Regions from separate parts of the Homo sapiens genome. Here region 2 is linked to region 1. A link is an interaction called in ENCODE POLR2A ChIA-PET data of the cell type or tissue named here. Cell type or tissue: endothelial cell of umbilical vein. All regions are shown on one strand. Links, peaks and the distances in the headings refer to the core of each region. The heading gives the core; the rest is flanking DNA.

The links. ChIA-PET counts read pairs that join two places held together with the same protein. Peaks named below come from ENCODE experiments on the same cell type or tissue, not always from the same donor. Only the 100,000 strongest peaks of a DNase experiment are listed, where the experiment ranks them.
Region 2: POLR2A ChIA-PET joins it to region 1 with 5 read pairs; 1 of 35 experiments calls an interaction of 5 or more read pairs at or near these places.

The regions. Positions count from the first base shown.
Region 1 is chr13:58,294,124-58,299,511 of GRCh38, reverse strand. No RefSeq gene overlaps it. Among named protein-coding and RNA genes, the nearest start is that of LINC00374, 64 kb to the right of the region's middle. In endothelial cell of umbilical vein, for the core only: no CTCF peak of the experiment used is centred there; a DNase peak (open chromatin) is centred at 2,821; H3K27ac peaks cover 241 bases.
Region 2 is chr13:59,357,411-59,362,798 of GRCh38, reverse strand. No RefSeq gene overlaps it. Among named protein-coding and RNA genes, the nearest start is that of DIAPH3-AS1, 650 kb to the left of the region's middle. In endothelial cell of umbilical vein, for the core only: no CTCF peak of the experiment used is centred there; a DNase peak (open chromatin) is centred at 2,538.

The DNA.
Region 1 (5,388 bases), core at 207-5,206:
CACCTGGATTCAAGTGATTCTCCTGCCTCAGCCTTCTGATTAGCTGGGATTACAGGTGGATGCCAACACATCCGACTAATTTTTTTTTTTTTTTTTTTTTTTTTTTTTTTTAGTAGAGACGGGGTTTTGTTATTTTGGACAGGTTGGTCTCAAACTCCTGACCTCAAGTGACCCACCCACCTCGACCTCCCAAAGTGCTGGGATTACAGGCATGAGGCACCATGCTGGTCAGATTTTATATTTTTAATGTTACTTTTCTCTCTGCCACTGAAGATTGATGCCATCATTCACCTGCCACCCCCCATCAGCCACCTAATCTAATCATAAACATATAATATTAAAACTGAAAAGAACTGAGAGTTTGTTAGCCCACTGCTTATCACAGATGAGTAAACATAGAACTAGATATGCAGCTACATGTGGGGAGTCAGAACGAGAACCAAGTTTCCCAAACGCCAAGGCTGTAGTTATTTCCTGTATAAAAACCTGAATCTGTTACTATTCTAAATAAAGTTACTTAGAATAGTTAGAATACATGTGTACTGTAGTGTATATTTATGCTGAGTCCACTGTTTGTAAGACAGACTCACTTCTTTCATTTGTGTGTTGTGACACTATTACCTGGAATACCTTCCTTGTCATTCACATACATTGCCCTTCAAAATTTACTGGATTTTGAGTGTCATCGAGATTAATAGACAACTAACCCTTTTGGACTTTAAGCTCTTTGTGGTCATAGCCTATTCATCTTTCACCCACCAAAACATGGGAGGCTAGTGCTTGACCCACAAGTATTTGCAAACAAACTATTAAATATGCAGTGTCAACTTTAGGCATAGGTCGATGTGGAAACCCAACTGATAATCCTGACTTTCTCTGGGAGAAACTCTTTGAAGAAAAGAAGAAAACATAAACAAAAAGCAGAATATTGTGATTTACCTGAGGCATGCAAGGTCAAATACACATCAGTATGGCATAACTATCAATAATATTACTTGAGCACCTGCTGGATACTAAGTGCTGTGAGCTATAGATGGCAACAGAGAGAAGCTATAGTTCTTACTCTTGCTAAGCTCCATAGTATGATATAAATAAAAGACACACACAACCAGATAGATCAACCAATACAAGGTTAAATGCTGAAATTATGTATAGAGTAAGAAAAGTTGTGGCTTCCTTTGGCCGCATATGGCTCCCCAGAGCTATTTACTTTCCAAGGCAGGTGAGAGTTCTTATGGCTATAGAATTTCTTAGCCTAGATATTACATTATGTCCCTCTCATATGTTATGATTTATTAATAACTAAAACCTATCCTTCAAGAAACTCTGACACTTGCATAAACAACTACACTCTGCTTCATATTTATAGATGCAAGCTTGAAAGTTTAGGTGTAGCAGTATGAGAATTGGTTATTTTATCTTTTCAGTTACGTTTAATTATATGTGCCCTTACCTTTCAAAATATTATTTATTGGCTTCCTCAAGTACAATGGTCTTCTAGAAGTTAATACATCAAATTGTTATATATCCTCTTAATTATTCCTCTCTGATTTAGTTAGAGGCTGCCACATATTGTAATGCTACTTCAGGATAAGAGAATGTGTTCTTTTCTATTAGTAACAAAAGCAATTACTCAAAGGGAAACACAGTGTCTTCATTCTGCCTATGTTCTGTTATCCAAATTACAGTTCCACTTTTATGAGAAACAGCTGGTCTCAAAATTGCTAGCTTGTTGTAGTTGCCCAGTGATTCACTTCATTTCTGAAGTTAAACCTGTTTGATTATGCATAATTGTTATTTATGTAGGTTTATGAATTTCAGTTATTTCAAGACTGTAAGAACTTGGTTCATATGTTTTGAAGGAGGAGCCAAGCTGTTTATATTCTCTGAACTCTATGAGTTTAAGAAAATCCTCACTCTGCCTCCAGCACTGGTTGTCAGATATTGTATTTTTAGACTTTTATTTTCACCATGTATCCCTGTTCTTAGAACACAACCGTGGTGGAGATATTCAGCCTTTCATCGAGAACCTGAGGAAACATGTATTTTCCTGATCCCGAGTCATTTTGTCTCTTTTGTATATGTACTTTACCATTGTAGATTCACAAAATGAAACTGGTTACTTTAGGGATGATTTCTTTTATGTCTCCTTCTGACACTGACTCCTTGAGGAAAGTGACCATGCCTGCCTTATTACTTTGTACAATTGGATGAATGAATGAATAGATTAATAAATGAATGAAGCTTTTGGTAGTTTTTCAGCACTGCCTTATTGCTTTTCACTGCCGTTGTCCAGCCAATTCCTTCTGCTTCTTTTAATCAATGTCGTAACTCTCATTACCCCATGCCTTTTCCAAGGCATCAGTCACACTCAAGTATATACGCTGTCATGGTCAGAACAGGAGTTAGCTTTTTCCATTCTTTTTTTTTTCCCTTTGCACAAATGAGGAAGAGTATTGTCACTCTTTAATAAAAAAAATTACAGACAGCAAAGTTTTTCATTGAAATGTCATATATCACCATTATCCACTCTCTTCACCCTTTTTGCAAGTCAGAAGTCTTTTAACAAAGCTTCCTTTCTACCTTTTTTCTCCCTCCATTCCTGCCTTCTTTCTTATCTACTTCCACTTTCTTTTTATTTTCATCTTTCTTTTTCTCTTCGTTTATTATACCATTATGTAAAACTGTTCATTTACAGAAGGTAAGACCCTTTATGACATATATAGATAAGCACAACTATGTGTATATAGCCCAGCTCTCTGATGTTTATGTGCCTGCTAAAGTATAGTCTTCTCCATAATCCTTTTTCTTGGCTCAATTTATGCACTTGGGATGCTGTTTGCTTTCAGAATAGGTTTTAGGCTCTTTGTTAAGAGTTTTGCCTAGGAAGTAGGACTTCCTGCTTGTTTTCTAGTCATTTGTGTTAGTCATACTGCAAAGTGGAACAATGAACAAGAACCATAGAAATGCTCCCCAAATTATATTTTATATAAACTTCAGATTATTCCTGCAAAAACTCTACCTGCAAATTGCTACGGCCTTGAATATCAGCACTCATCTGCGTTCAGTATATTCTTTAATATGGAGATTTGGTGATACTTCTTGGGAGCATTCTGGGTGATGCAGTAAAACCCATTCCCAGCTTCCTACACTTTCTTTTGAGTTCTGTCATCTTATCTCACTGGCCCTCCCACTTTATAATAACATATAGTAATTATATATTTTTTATTTTAAGTCTTATATTTGTTTAAAAAACAGCCTACGTGCCTTAGAATAAAATTCTGATTGAATCAGGAAAGCAGAAGAATAATCAATATTTTGCTTTTGCAGGAGCCAAATAGGGACAGGGTAAGGGAGCTAGTGGAGTCACATTCACAGCATGTAGTTAGGAAACTATTGTCATCATTAAGATATAGAATATCCTGGTCAAGAGAAACACAGCCATTTACTAGTTCAAGGTTCTTATCATTTACTGTATTCTGTGATGATTAAAATTTATGTCCAATAGTGATGCATATTCTTCATGTCGCAGGTATAACAAAATAAGAAGAATTAAAAAACAAAAAAATTCAGTATTATGAATTATTATTTTTGCAAACAGCCTACTAGTATGCTTCATTATAATGGAGTAAAATTATATAGTAACTGATTCAAATTTATTTTATTGTAGACTTTATCAAACAGCAGTAGTAAACACTCACTGCATGCTCAGGCTTCTAGTTTGCTCTAAACCTGTCATGGCTGTATGCTCATGTGGAACAGTTCACTGGCCATCATGTAACTTTATTAGAAATATTATTTCTGGCCGGGTGCAGTGGCTCATGCTTGTAATCCCAGCACTTTGGGAGGCCGAGGCAGGTGTATCACTTGAGGTCAGGAGTTCAAGACCAGCCTGGCCAACATAGTGAAACCCTGTCTCTACTAACAATACAAAAATTAGCCGAGTGTGGTGACGCATGCCTGTAGTCTCAGCTACTTGGGAGGCTGAGGCAGGAGAATCGTTTGAACCCAGGAGGCGGAGGTTGCAGTGAGCCAGGATCCCAACACTGCATTCCAGTCTGGGCAACAGAGTGAGACCCCGTCTCAAGAAAAAAAAAAAAAAAAGGAAAAGAAAGAAATATTATGTCTGAATTATTTATTGAATTACATATGATTCTGGTATCTATATATAAACTTTTCAAGCAATATTCTTATTTCACTCTTGTTCTCCTTGCTTTGTAAAATTTAACTATTAAAATTATAAATGACATAGTCAATATCTGGGCCCATATCATGTTATCAATGTTATTACCATGGTAAATAGATAATTGCATTATCATGTTCTAAAAATTGTATTTAAATGACATAGTGATATTGAATAAAACAATATTTACTTTATTCATGAAAATTTAAGAAGAAAACATAACAAACATGGAGAATGAATGGCAGAAAAAATTTAGACTAGACTATTTCCTAACTGATCTTCTAAAATCTTCTAAACTTATGATAAAAGTACTGGCACTATTCAGTTCTTTTGAATATAATCATAATTGCTTCTTTTCTGAATATTGCCATTTATGGCAGTTAACTTAGAATTTGCTGTCAAACAGGAAAAAAAATTGTATTACATTGTAGCTGGAAATTGCAGTAAGATATTCCTAAAAGAAGTAATACTTGCGTGAATTCTCAAAAAGAAAATAGGATATACCCAGGATAAATAAAAGTTTCTAAGATTCTGTGATGATGGGAAGCACATACATACATCTCAAAAGTAAAGAAGTGCAGGTATTTGGCTCCAGCATTATAATTAAAATGAAAAATGAGATTGGAGATTTAGGTAGAGGCTAAATTATAAAAACATTTTGAAGTGTAGTTTAAAAGATTGGAATTTATCTCAAAGGTAATTGTAGTATTTCAGTCTAAAATTTAAGAAGTATTTTAAGCAAAGGAAAGGCATGCTTAGATTTCTATTTTAAGAAGGGTCATCTGTCAGGAAAATGGTAGACAGGCTAGACTAAGGGAGTAATCAGACAGCTATCACAGTGTTGCAGGTTCTAAGCCTCTGTGGTGGCAACGGAAGTAGGAGATACACCTAAGGGATGGAATGTGGGGAGCTAGGTGAAAACAAAGCACTTTTCAAGGTTATTTTCCAGAAGATAAATTGAACAACCAGTTTTTTAGTTGCTATTCATTGGGCAAGATACAATTGGGATAGGTGGTTTTGGAGAGAAAAAAGGGCATTATGAGTTCAGCTCTAAAAATTTCAGGTTTTCTAACTGGAATTCTGTAACTGTAAGCTAATTCTCTACTTAAACATTAATTATACAAATACCGTATGTTTACAAAATGCTTCCTGCAGCTGCTTCTTAATGTTTGGGGAATACTGTGTTCCTCTGCAGGTCTGGTGAA
Region 2 (5,388 bases), core at 195-5,194, 1.1 Mb before region 1:
TATCATGGCTATTTTAGAATTGGATGCATTCATTGTCCAGCACTCTCCATATGATTCAGCAGTAAATCCTAACTTGTCTAAGCCCAGTGTGGTGGTCTAAGTCCCTTCACTCGTGACTGATTTATGGTGGACATGTAACCTAGTTTTGGCCACTGAGATACGAGGGGAGGTCTTAGTACACAGAATAGTGCTAAGAAATCAGATGCACTTGGAGTAGGATAGTAAGAGGCTCCTAGGAATGTTAAGGTAACAGAGTGTCCAAGAAAACACACTGTGAGAGTTTGTATACACTTGCAATTGGACCCTCTAAATATCTGAGATTTGTGAGTAACGATAAGAAATTTCTGTTTGGGCTGGGCTTCATTATATATGATACTCTTCTGAAAGTGGACTCTGCAGGCTATAGCATTTCAAAAGTACAAAGCATTTAAAAATATACAATCTAGGAGACTGGGCACAGTGGCTCACCCCAGTAATCCCAGCACTTTGGGAGGCCGAGGTGGGTGGATCACTAGAGGTCAGGAGTTCAAGACCAGCCTGGCCAACTTGGCGAAACCCTGTCTCCACTAAAAATATAAAAATTAGCCAGGCGTGGGGATGGGTGTCTGTAATCCCAGCTACTGGGGAGGCTGAGGTAGGAGAATCACTTGAACCTGGGAGACAGAGGTTGCAGTGAGCTCACGTGGCACCACACTCCAGCCTGAGAGACAGAGCAAGATTCTGCCTCAAAAAAAAAAAAGAAAAGAAAGAAAGAAAGAAAAAGAAATACACATACACACACACTCTATAATGCTTTGAAAAATATGTAGTTGAATAATTCACCTGTGTCTTGTTTCCATAGAGAAAGGTTACAAGAGAAGAGTTCTGTCTCTTGGAAACTTTTGAGTTCTTTCCAAACAGCTCTTTTTGGACACATATGAGAATCTAGTAAGGGCTGTAACTGATAGGTCCCTTCCTTCCTTGGGGAGTTTTCTCTAGACCACCCATTTCTGATGAGGGAAGAAACTTTAATGATAAAAAATCATCCAGGTGTGGTGGCTCACGCCTGTAATCCCAGCACTCTGGGAGGCCGAGGTGGGCGGATCACGAGGTCAGGAGATGGAGACCACGGTGAAACCCGTCTCTACTAAAAATACAAAAATTAGCAGGGCGTGGTGGCGGGTGCCTGTAGTCCCAGCTACTTGGGAGGCCGAGGCAGGAGAATGGCGTGAACCCGGGAGGCAGAGCTTGCAGTGAGCACTCCAGCCTGGGCGACAGAGCCAGACCAATTTGAGTCTCTTTTATTGACATCAAAAGAACTGTGCTTCCTGAGAAACACGAACTGAGAAATGAGAACTTATGAGTGTCTGGAAGAGAATTCTGAATGTTTTATATTCAGACTCCCATGTCTTGATCTCCCTTATAAATCTTTGCCCAAAAGATAGTTCTTCTAAGTCCAGAATGATTTATTTTTATATTACTTTTACCACTGATAATTTTAAAGTTTTGTGTTTCTAAGAATTTGGAAGTATTTTTATGAATCATATTTTTTCTGATTATTATAAGTTAAGGTTTTTCTTACTCTGTAAAACTTAGGATATTGTGAAGGAGGATGAGATAACAAAGGATGAAACCTAGTGTCTGTGAGCTGCAAGTTCCTCTCCTTGGGAGTTTCACTGAATAATCTGCCTCTAATATGATGCATGATATTGTCTTGGCAGTTTATTATTTTAAGGCAGTAGAACATAACACATGGGAAGGAGCTATCTTGATCTATTATATCAAGAATCCACAATTTATAGCTCTATTTGGTAGTAAAAAGATACTCCCTGAGAGCTAGAAGGCTGTGTATATCTGTAGTGATAAGAATGCAGTCCTTTAAAAATACCTTGATATCATTATATTTGTATGAAATCTATCATTGGGGTGAAAATTCCTTTGTTTACAACTTTATATTTTATATAAACATATGAAATATGTGTGTTTGTTAATATGCACTATTACATTAAATTTCCACAATAGTCCTGTAAATTATGTGAATTCCTGATTCACAGCTAAAGAACCTGAAGTACAGGGAAGGTGGCTAACTTGGCTGAAATCACAGAGCAAATGAGTGGCAGAAGGACTCAACTCCCGGTCTTTGATTAACCATATTGCTTTATTGTTTTTATTTTGTTTTGTCTTTTCACAGCTTTTCTCTGAGTATTTATAGGCATAGGGCTAACACTATTTATTAATAACTATTTGTAAAAAAATTTTGGAAGATGTTTTATACCCAGTTTTAAGGCCATGGCTAAAGGCTAGTTAGTTCTTGTCTGACAAGGCTGCATCCATAACCTAGTCATTTCTTTCCTGGAGCTCTCATGTGCATAGGCTACTATGCACCTGCCCTAATTACCCCAGGGCCAAATACCAAACAACTAGGGCAGGTCCTCTGCCCTGGAGCCTGAGTCCCAGGAATTGTTCAAATTAGTCCATTCACAGGAAGCCCTCTTAAGCTGCCTCTCACAGCTCCAGCTTGCTGTTGTGCTTCCTCTGTCTAACTTCCTGTGTGGCCCTGCCTGGCAGCCTTCTCTCTTTAGGAGCTGTGAGTAATAAAGAGTTCTGCTTTCTATCTATCTGAGTTTCATTGTGTTGTTTTGCCCTCCAAAGAATCTTTAGAGTTTAAACTTGTCTCTAACCTTTTTAGTTGAACTGTGGTATAACTAGAAAAGCTTTGGATAGGAAGACAGGTGACTGGGTTTCTTCTACAATAGGCTTTGCGTGGCCCGGTAGAGGTTTATTCAACCTCTCTGAATATCAGCTTCCTTCCCTATAAAATAAACAACAATCCTAAAAGCAATGGTTACTGATCTGAATTGGAATTCCATAATTTTGTAGTATAAATTGTTGGTGCCAAAGTATAAGAGCACCCAAGGACAAACTGAAACATGATTATTCAACTGGAAGGCAGTGCCTGTATTCGATAAATGGGAATCTATTAGTTTGGTTTATCCACATATAAGTTATGTTAACATGATAAAAGATATGAGGCTGGGTATGGTGACTCACGCCTGTGATCCCAGCACTTTGGGAGGCCAAGGTGGGCAGATCACCTGAGGTTTGGAGTTCACGACCAGCCTGACTAACATGGTGAAACCCTGTCTCTACTAAAAATACAAAATTAACTGAGCGTGGTGGCACATGCCTGTCAATCCCAGCTACTCAGGAGGCTGAGGCAGAAGAATCGCTTGAACCTGGGAGGTGGAGATTGCGGTGAGCTGAGATCGCGCCATTGCACTCCAGCCTGGGCAACAAGAGCGAAACTCCAGCTCAAAAAAAAAAAAAATCATGAAGAAACCCTTTTGTTAAAATGATTTTTTTTAAGCACACATAACTAGGCACTAGCTAATAAAACAATAAAGACCAGTGCCTGCTTGGTAGCCCATTATTTTATCACGAGAAGCTTGTATGCTGTAGGACTCTGAAAGCCTCCTTTCCAGAATGTAAACTATGAATTCTGAGATGGTTTGTTAAAGTTCCTTTAAGATTTTTTTTTTTTCACACTGTCTCTCTTTCTCTCTCTCTCGCTCTTTTTTTTTTTTTTTGGTCAGGAACTTCAGAAGCTGCTGAAGCTGCAGATTTTGGTGTCATTGACCTGCCTTCCTCTTTGTTTGGCGGTTGATGAATCCTTGGGGAGAGGTGTCTGTAACCCTGATGGAGAGCCAGAAAATAGAGTTTCTCTGAGTGGCAGCCCCTAGACACTTGATTTTTCTGAAAGATAGGCTCTTGATCCGGCCAGCAGGGGCTTAATGATTTATGCCTTTATGCCCAACTCCAGATAAAGTTAGACTACATCCTAAAGCGTGCATAGGAGAAAAAGCTATTACTGCACTTTGCTTGTTGGTGATAAATTCTACTGAAAAAAGAGAAAAAGAGACACAGTACTAAATAGCTTTTATTTGAAATGGTTTCCAAATTCTGCAACTTAGGGAGGATGATAATAGAATAGGGAGTACAAAACACTTAGGTAGGTCTCATCCTCTTCCCACCAGGCTTCCTTTTTATTTAGGATTGAGGCCAGGGTTTTATGCAGTATCTGTATTTTAGAACCAGAATGGATGAATAATAGCATTGCTAAAATTTGGAAGAAGCATATGGTTTTTTTTAACCTCCTATCACCTCTTATCTAAAGACAAATGATTGTGTTTAATAACTTAAATAAGAGATGAACTCAGGATTCCTCCTTGGGACTGGAAATAGAACTAAGAGCCTAGGTTATAACTTACTATCATTCTAGAGCACCTGGAGGATTCTGCTACTTTTAGAATTAGTCTTAGAATTGTAGATTCTATAAAATACTTTCTCCTCCATGTCTATACCAATTCTGCCTATCCTTTAAGGCTCAGTACAGGTGAAGAGCCAGCTCCTTCAGTGGAACTTTCTCCAACAGAGCAGACCTTGATGCTTTGCTTAGATGCCCTCAGCTCCCTTTAGCACTTCTCTGTGTTTTCTTGGGCTCAGTATGCACTTCCCTGTGACCACAGGCACCTGGAACTTTCTTTGAAGGACTGCCCAGGCTACCGCAGCCTCTTTGTCTACACGTCCAGAGACTCCCGCAGAGAGCTGTAGTGCCTAAGAGCTCGCTTCCCAGAGAGGACCGTGGCCAATGGGTGACTGGTGCAGAAGCTTGGAAGCCCATTTCCTTTGCCCCAGGACAATCTCTGAGGTGTTAACTTATATTGCAAACATCCTGTGGAGGATCAGGCTGAAGCAATCTTCTGTGAGATGTTGAGATATTACCCTGGCTTGACTTCTTCCCCGTTCTGGTCTGGCTTTCCCCATTCCTTTAGCAGTTTATTTTAAAGCACTTTCATAATGCACATCCTACCTCAGGGTCTGTTTCACAGGAAATTGACCTAAAACACAAGTTTTCTGTTGTACCATTTCTTTGAATTCTAAGAGCAATTGCTAGTTAGTTGAACACTAGTAATAGGCTCTGCCGTATTGCTTGCTCTTTTTTCCCTCAGAGATTGTGATCTCTCTGACGATGGCTGGAATCCTATTTAATGTTTACTGTTTTTATTTTGTTGTTTTATCTCTCATCTAATTTTAAAAAAGGTCTTTAAGGCCGGGCGCGGTGGCTCAGGTCTGTAATCCCAGCGTTTTGGGAAGCCAAGGTGGGTGGATCACCTGAGGCCAGGAGTTTGAGACCAGCCTGACCAACATGGAGAAACCCCGTCTCTACTAAAAATACACAATTAGCCAGGTGTGGTAGTGCATGCCTGTAATCCCAGCTACTCGGGAGGCTGAGGCAGGAGAATTGCTTGAACCCGGGAGACAGAGGTTGTGGTGAGCTGAGATCGCACCATTGCACTCCAGCCTGGGCAACAAGAGTGAAACTCTGTCTCAAAAAAAAAAAAAAGAGAT